Regions from separate parts of the Homo sapiens genome. Here region 1 is linked to region 2. A link is a contact called in ENCODE Hi-C or POLR2A ChIA-PET data. All regions are on one chromosome and are shown on one strand. The core of a region is the stretch at or near the end of the contact, and the rest is flanking DNA. Distances in the headings are between cores, read along the strand shown.

Region 1 (3,612 bases), core at 277-2,776, 570 kb before region 2:
ACCAGCTATGGAACGCACTTTGAGGCTTTTCACATTGTAGGGCCTCAGTTTATGCTTCTCACAGACCAGGTGAGAAGGGAAGGCGTAGGATGACTATGCCTCCTAGCAATCCCCAGGAGGATCCTTTAATCCCAATAATTTTCCTTTTTCTCCCCACCTTCCCACTCCCCATTTACTTTTTTTTGAGACAGAGTTCCCCCTGTCACTCAGGCTGGAGTGCAGTGGTGCGACCTCGGCTCACTGCAACCTCCGCCTCCTGGGTTCAAGTGATTCTCGTACCTCAGCCTCCCGAGTAGCTGGGACTATAGTTGTGTGCCACCACACCTGGCTAATTTTTGTATTTTTAGTAGAGATGGGGTTTCACCATGTTGGCCAGGTTGATCTCGAACTCCCAGCCTCAAGCAATCCACCCACCTTGGCCTCCCAAAACACTGGTACAGGCATGAGCCACCGCACCCAGCTCCCATTTACATTTTAATTCATGCCCTCAGCAGGGAGACTACTGGTTTTACATGCCTCCAGCAAATATTAATTATTCTGTCCTCTCTGTCAGTGGGTGGAATTCAAAACACTGGAGCCCAAGAGTGGAACTGACCAGTCCTAAGCAAGGTTAAATATACAAGTTGGGGCAGGCACGACCCTAGGAAAGACTTCATACAGTATCCTCCCGGGCTGCAGAAGAACCCAGGACTCCAGGAGTCTATTTGGAAGTTTATATAGGCAGATGCCAGGCCCTAGAACAGAGTTTCTCAACCTCAGAAACCTGCTGACATTTCGGGCCTGACAATTCTCTGGCGCAGGGGCTGTCCTGTGCATTGAAGGCGTGTAGCAGCATCCCTGGTCTCTTCTCATGAGACGCCAGTAGCAACCTCCTCGTTGGGAAAACCAAAAATGTCTCCAGACATGGTCGAATGTTCCCTGGGGGGCAAAATCGCCCCAAGTTTAAAACCATTGCTCTAGAAGTAGAGAGCGCAGGGGAAGCAGGTTAACTTGGGCTTCAGGGCCGGCCACTCTACTTCCTTCTGTCTGAAAGGGACATTATAAAGTCTTTCTCTTCATACCAGGCACTTGGGCAAGTCTTTTCTCCTATCTGAGCTTCAGATTTTCCATCTGTAAAATGGACTTGACGTTTGTAAGTCGTTTCTTCTCTTACCATCTGACGTTCCTGGAACTGCTTCAGGGCAGGGCAGGGCAGGGGGCGCCGTGGTGCCTGTGAGGTCCTGGGAGGTGCCCCAAAGAAAAGGAAGGATGAGAAAGAACAGATAGGGTAGGTGGTGGAGAGGGGAGGCCGGGCAGGAGGCAAGAGAGTCCTAGGGACACGGAGAGGAATGAGGCTTCCCCAGACCCCGCTTCTTGGAAGCCTCATTAATGTAGGTCCCCCAACCACAACCCGGCAAGCCAAACTCCCCGGATTCCCCTAGGCCCCGCCCACCACCAAGGTCCGGCCCACTGGCCCCGCCCATCCACGCGGCCCCGCCCCCGGCAGGCCCCGCCTCCCCTTCGCCTCCCGCCGGCCCAAGCTTGGGCTTTGCACCCGGCGGCGACTGAAAACGGTGGCTGCTGCGGAGCCGGCAGCGCAGGCGGGCGGAGCGGAGCTGCCCCCGTGGTGGCGGGCGATGCCCCCGTGAGCCTCCCTCGCCGCCCCTCCCCGCCCCGCGTGCCTATCCACTCGGAGTCCGCGCCAGCCTGGGGCCGGGCCGCGCCTACTGCCGGGTTCGCGGGGCGGGGTCCCGGGGCAGCACCTGCCCCGCCTTGCGGAGCCGCCTCGGCCTGTGGAGGCCCCCTCCCTGTCTGGACCCCGGCCCCACCTCCGGGTAAGTCAGCAGGCCTTGCTCGCCTGGGAGTGGACGTGGGGAGGGGGCTGCAGAGGTCTGGAGGACCACGGGGGGAGGGGGGCTCTGGCCATGAAGCGCAACGTAGGTATGTGAGTGTGCAGGGGCGGGGGTGGGGGGATGAACACAGGGTGTGAGAGGGCTCTGGGGAGGGGACTAAGGGATGAGAGAGGGACGTGGGGTGTTTGGGGAAGCCTGGAAAATGGGGAAGGGGGCCCAGAGTCTTGAGTTCTTTGCTGATGCTCAGAGCTCCTGGGGCCCTGGTCTTCAACAGCATTGCCTGGCATGGCATTTTTGGAAAGTGCTTAAAATCCCTCCTGGAAAGGGAGCTGGAAGGCAGCCTGCTTTTCTCCCTTCTGCCTGTGCCCTGGTTGAGAAGCAGCCACTTTTTCCTCAACGTGACACCGTTGTGGTGTCCAGAGGACCCCCTCCACCCCATAAAAGAAAAGGAGTGCTGCTTACTCCAGCCCTGGGGTGGGAAGAGGGGGCTTTGGGAAGCTGGGAATGCAGTTGGTCAGCAGCATGGTGCAGAGCCCAGGGTTCAGGGAGGCTTGGCAGGACCCTTGATGGGCAACTTGGGCATGCTCTCATTCATAGGGAGGAGCTCTTCCCTGACTGGCCGCCTGGGTACCTGGACTCCATGTCCCCATCACCTCTGGACAACTCAGCCCTGAGGAGTGGGTTTCTTCAGTGTCCTGGTCCTGAAGGCTCAGGAAGGATCCTGGAATGGGGTGGGCAATGGCATATCAAGGCTGGAGAACAGGGGGCATTGGCTGGCACTGCCACTTGGGGCCTGTTTCAATGTGGTCCTTCAGGGCTTGGACACCTGGGTGAATATGTGTCCAACCCTAGCCCCAGGGGTGTTATCAGGATGTAGGGAAGAAGGCTGCTGCTCCTTTGGTCCTGTCCTCTATCCATGATGACTTCTTAAGTCTGGGTTCCTTGGGTTTGGGGCCTGAAGTCATGGGAGGAGGATTGGGCCTGGTCAACAAGGGGTTAATGAGCCATCTCCCCCACCCCACCATAGTTGCTGCCAGCCACCAATTAGTCTGTAATCAGGCAGCTGCCAACTGTCCCTGGGGGCATGTGGGTAGCCTAATGGGGCATTCTTGGTTGGGAGGCGGGGTGGGTGGGTTGGCAGGGATGTGCTGGGGAGGTGACCCATGTGCCCTGTGCTTAAACCAAGCACCATGCCCTTTGTTGTTTGTTTAGGGCCCACAGACCCCTTCCCTGCCTTCTGTTCCTGACTGCCTTGCTTAGGGACTTCCAGCCCTGGGGTTCTACACTTATCCGACCCTTTGCAGGGTATGAAGCCCAGAGTTGGTTAAACTTGGCTTCAAACCCAAGCTCTGCCACTTTCTGGCTGTGTGATATTGAGGAAATCACTTCCCCTCTCTGAGACTCTTTCAGTAAAACAAACCCAGCTGCTATGTGGGTAGCAGGAAGGAGTGAGTGAAATGGTGGATTTGAGCTGCGCAGCACAGTGCCTGGCACTCAGGAGGGCTCAGCAGCTAACTGCTGAACTCATGAGCAACCCCTGTGCCAAGTACTTGCTGGGCGGGCGTGCAGGAGCCAGGTGCTGAGGACCCAGCAGGGACCACGGTCCCTTCTCCCAGGGCATGTGGTCTGTGTCACTGTCTTAACTATTCTCTCTCCCTCCCTCCTTGCTCAACGACGCTTCTGGTCTCTGGACTTTAATTGGATTTTACTGCGCAGAACCCAGGCCTAAAGCTGCTACTCTCTGGGCTTCCCAACTTCCTGCCCAGGTGCTGAGCTCTGT
Region 2 (3,642 bases), core at 657-3,156:
TCTTGTTGCCCAGGCTGGAGTGCAGTAGCTCAATCTTGGCTCACTGCACCCTCTGCCTCCTGGGTTCAAGTGATTCTCCTGTCTCAGCCTCCTGAGTAGCTGGGATTACAGGCACCCACCACCATGCCCGGCTAATTTTTTGTATTTTTAGTAGAGATGGGGTTTCATCATGTTGGCCAGGCTGGTCTCAAACTCCCAACCTCAGGTGATCCACCTGCCTCAGCCTCCCAAAGTGCGCCCAGTGGATTCTGCATTTTAATCGACTTTTCAACTAACAACTTACCTCTAGTCCCAATGGCATGGAATAGAAGAGATTACAGACCGTGGGTTTGTAATCGACTTTTCTTTTACAACATATTAAGGGCATTTTTCATGTCACTTTATGTAAATTTACCTCATTTTTCTTTTTTGAGAGAGACAGGGTCTCACTGTTGCCCAGGGCAACAGCGAGATCATAGCTCAGTGCAATGGCGAGATCATAGCTCAATGCAGCCTTGAACTCCTGGGCTCAAGTGATCCTCCCACCTTAGCCTCCCCAGTAGCTAGGATTACAGGCACATACCACCACCCCTGGCTAATTAAAAAAAAATTTTTTTTTTGTAGAGATGGGGTCTTGCTATGCTGCCTGGGCTGTACTCTCTTTTTATTTATTTTTTATTCTTATTTTTTGAGACAGAGTTTTGCTCTTGTTGCCCAGGCTGGAGTACAATGGTATGATCTCAGCTTACCGCAACCTCTGCCTCCCGGGTTCAAGAGATTCTCCTGCCTCAGCCTCCTGAGTAGCTGGGATTACAAGTATGCGCCACCACACCCGGCTAATTTTGTAATTTTAGTAGAGACGGGATTTCTCCATGTTGGTCAGGCTGGTCTCGAACTCGCTACCTTAGATGATCTGCCCACCTCAGCCTCCCAAAGTGCTGGGATTACAGGAGTGAGCCACCGCGCCCGGCCCTATACTCATTTTTTATAAAACTGGCCTCATATTATTCCATTGTATAGTGGATACACTCTAATTTCTTTATAAATTATTTAAACTATTTTTTGATGTTTTGTTGAAAAAAAACTTGAGCAGGGAACTGATATTATGAAGGTGGATTGAGGGATGAATGTGGCAATAGAGCATAAAATGAATTAAAGAGGAGAGAATGGAAAAGGAAATGGTTGATGAGAGACCCTTGAAATAATCCAGCTGAGATTAGGCCAGTTAGTGGCCATGGGTTTCCCCCTCACTCTTATGCATCCAACATATGCTTTCGTCCGTCTTGAAGTCCCGACATTTCTAGAAAACACAGTTGTCTTTCTCCTCTCTACCTTAGCTCATCTCAGTCCTTCTGAATTTCATCTTTGCTTGTTGAAATCCTACCTCTCCTTCAATATCCAGAACAAACCCCACACCCTGCCATGATTGGTCCTGGCTGGAAACCGTCCCTCCTTCTTTCTTCCTTCCTCTGTGCATGTTTCTTGCAAAGGCAGTACAGGGCAGTGGTGAAGAGCAACGACTTTGGAACCACCAATTTGCTATCTCTGTGACCTTGGGCACCTTACTCAGTGCCAATTCGCAGTGCCTCAGTGTCCTCACCTGTCAGGGGGAGAAGTGCATACAGCATTGTTATGAAGAGTGAATTAGTTAAAGGTTGTAAGAATAGTGCCTGATAGCATCTGATCAGCACTGAATATATGTTAGCAATTATTTTGATTCACCGCAGAGGGCGGTCTACGAGAGCGCAGAGCCCCACTCGGCCAGCGGGGTCTGGCGGGGGACCTGTCGCGCTGAAAGCTCCAGGGTAGGGCCGACGCCCATCAGGCTGGGCATCCGTTCGGGATGCGCAGGTTGCGATCTGCAACCGGCGGCGCCACGCCCAGGCGGGCGGAGCGCGGTTCCCGGAGTCTCGCGCCCGCGGTCATGTGACACAGCGAAGATGGCGTCGCCCGGCTGCCTGTGGCTCTTGGCTGTGGCTCTCCTGCCATGGACCTGCGCTTCTCGGGCGCTGCAGCATCTGGACCCGCCGGCGCCGCTGCCGTTGGTGATCTGGCATGGGATGGGTGAGTGAGTGAGAAATTTAAAAGGGTTTGGCGATTCTCTCTCTTCCTAGCCTGGGTTCGCATCTGCAAAATGCGGGTGTAGAGGGCGAGGACGTGGTCCCACAGCACGCGGCTGCCTCGACATTTTAGGATTTGAAGGATCTGCATTGGAAAGAGAGAAGGGGAAGGAGCCGTCCCCTTCACTGGAAAGAGAGAAGGGGAAGGAAAGAGAGAGCCGCGCACGGCGTTGAAGTTTTACATGCTGTCCTTGATTAATCCTTACAGTAGTGGCGTCAGGATGCAGCATCTCTCACTTGGTCAGGCTAGGTGAGCTGCGGCTGGCTATATGACTGGCGCATCTACCCTTTTATTTATTCCTTCACACATTGAACAGAGATTTGTTAGGCACCTACAGTTCATTTACAAATTGAGTAACCCTTATCTGAAATGCTTGGGACTGGGAAGCATTTCGGATTTTTTTTTTTTTAATATTTGCATATATACAAGAGATCTGGGGGGTGGGACCCAAGTGTAAACAGGAAATTTATTTATTTTTCATATACACCTTATACACATAGCTGGAAGGTAATTTTATGCAATATTTTAAATAATTTTGTGCAACCCATCACATGAGGTCAGGTGTGGAATTTTCCACTTGTGGCATCATGTCTGCGCTGAAAAACTTTCAGATTTTGGGTTTCCCATTTTCAGATTAGGATGCTCAACCTATATTCATTTAACACAGTTATTGAGCACCTACTAGGTGCTGAGGATACAGTAGGGAACTAAACAGACTAAATTCTTTGTTCTTTTGGAACCTACTCTCCAGTAGGAGAAGCAGATTATAAAGAAATTAACAAGTAAAACATAACATATCAAATGGTGATATGTGCAACAGAGAAAAATATAGTAGGGTGTAGGATAAAAACTGGAGGTGGGGGCTTGCACTTTTAATAAAGCAAAGTTGGGAAAGAATTCATTGAAAAAGTGACATCTGAGTACAAAACTGAGGTAGATGAGGACAGTTGCCATTTGGCTGTCTGGTAGAAGGAACAGTAAATGGGAAAGCCCTGATGTGGAAGTATGTCTGGTGTGTTCAAGGGACAGCATTCAGATCAGCGTGGCTGGAAATGAGTAAGCAAGGGGAAGAAGTTAGGAGTTTAGTTTGGAAGGGAGGGGCAGGTACAGAAGTTATTGGGCCTAGTAAGACTAATGCAGGGACTTTGGCTAGAGTGTCATGGGGAACTTTTTGAGCAGATGAGTGACATGATCTGACACATTTTTAAAGAATCACTTTAGTTGCTGTATTAAGAATAGATCGTAGGGCGTCATGGATGGTCACAGGGAGACAGGTTAGGAAACTATTGCAATAATTTAAACAAGAGATGATGACTTGGAACTGTAGAGTAACAGTAGAGGTGTTGAGAAGTGGTCAAAGTTTGGATAGATTTTGAAGGTGGATTGCTAACAGATCAGACTTGGAATAAGAGAGAAAGAAAGGAGCCAAAGATGACTCCACAGGTTTTGGCCTGAACAATTGGAAGGGTGAAGTTTTCATTTTACCAAGATGGGGAAGCCTGTAGGACAAGCTGACTTAGGGTGGGGGAAAGATCAAGAGTC

The links. Hi-C counts contacts between places; a loop is a spot of excess contacts on that map. ChIA-PET counts read pairs that join two places held with the same protein, here RNA polymerase II (POLR2A). Pooled maps may share reads with other maps.
Region 1: a loop to region 2 is called in a pooled map, with 5 times the contacts of the local background. The contact joins the promoter of RIMS3 here to the promoter of PPT1 in region 2. A Hi-C loop is called at or near these places in 1 of 37 single-sample maps with no recorded cell type and 7 of 50 pooled maps. POLR2A ChIA-PET finds 5 or more read pairs at or near these places in 1 of 52 experiments (H1).

What each region holds. Positions count from the first base shown.
Region 1 is chr1:40,663,596-40,667,207 of GRCh38, reverse strand. RIMS3 (regulating synaptic membrane exocytosis 3) reads left to right here and starts at 1,526. Exons shown (of 8, transcript NM_014747.3): 1 at 1,526-1,814. LOC105378675 (a long non-coding RNA gene) reads right to left here. Exons shown (of 2, transcript XR_947238.3): 2 at 1-1,220. RefSeq lists a silencer at 1,381-1,810 and an enhancer at 3,258-3,612.
Region 2 is chr1:40,095,516-40,099,157 of GRCh38, reverse strand. PPT1 (palmitoyl-protein thioesterase 1) reads left to right here and starts at 1,906. Exons shown (of 9, transcript NM_000310.4): 1 at 1,906-2,043. The coding sequence starts at 1,920. RefSeq lists an enhancer at 2,042-2,171.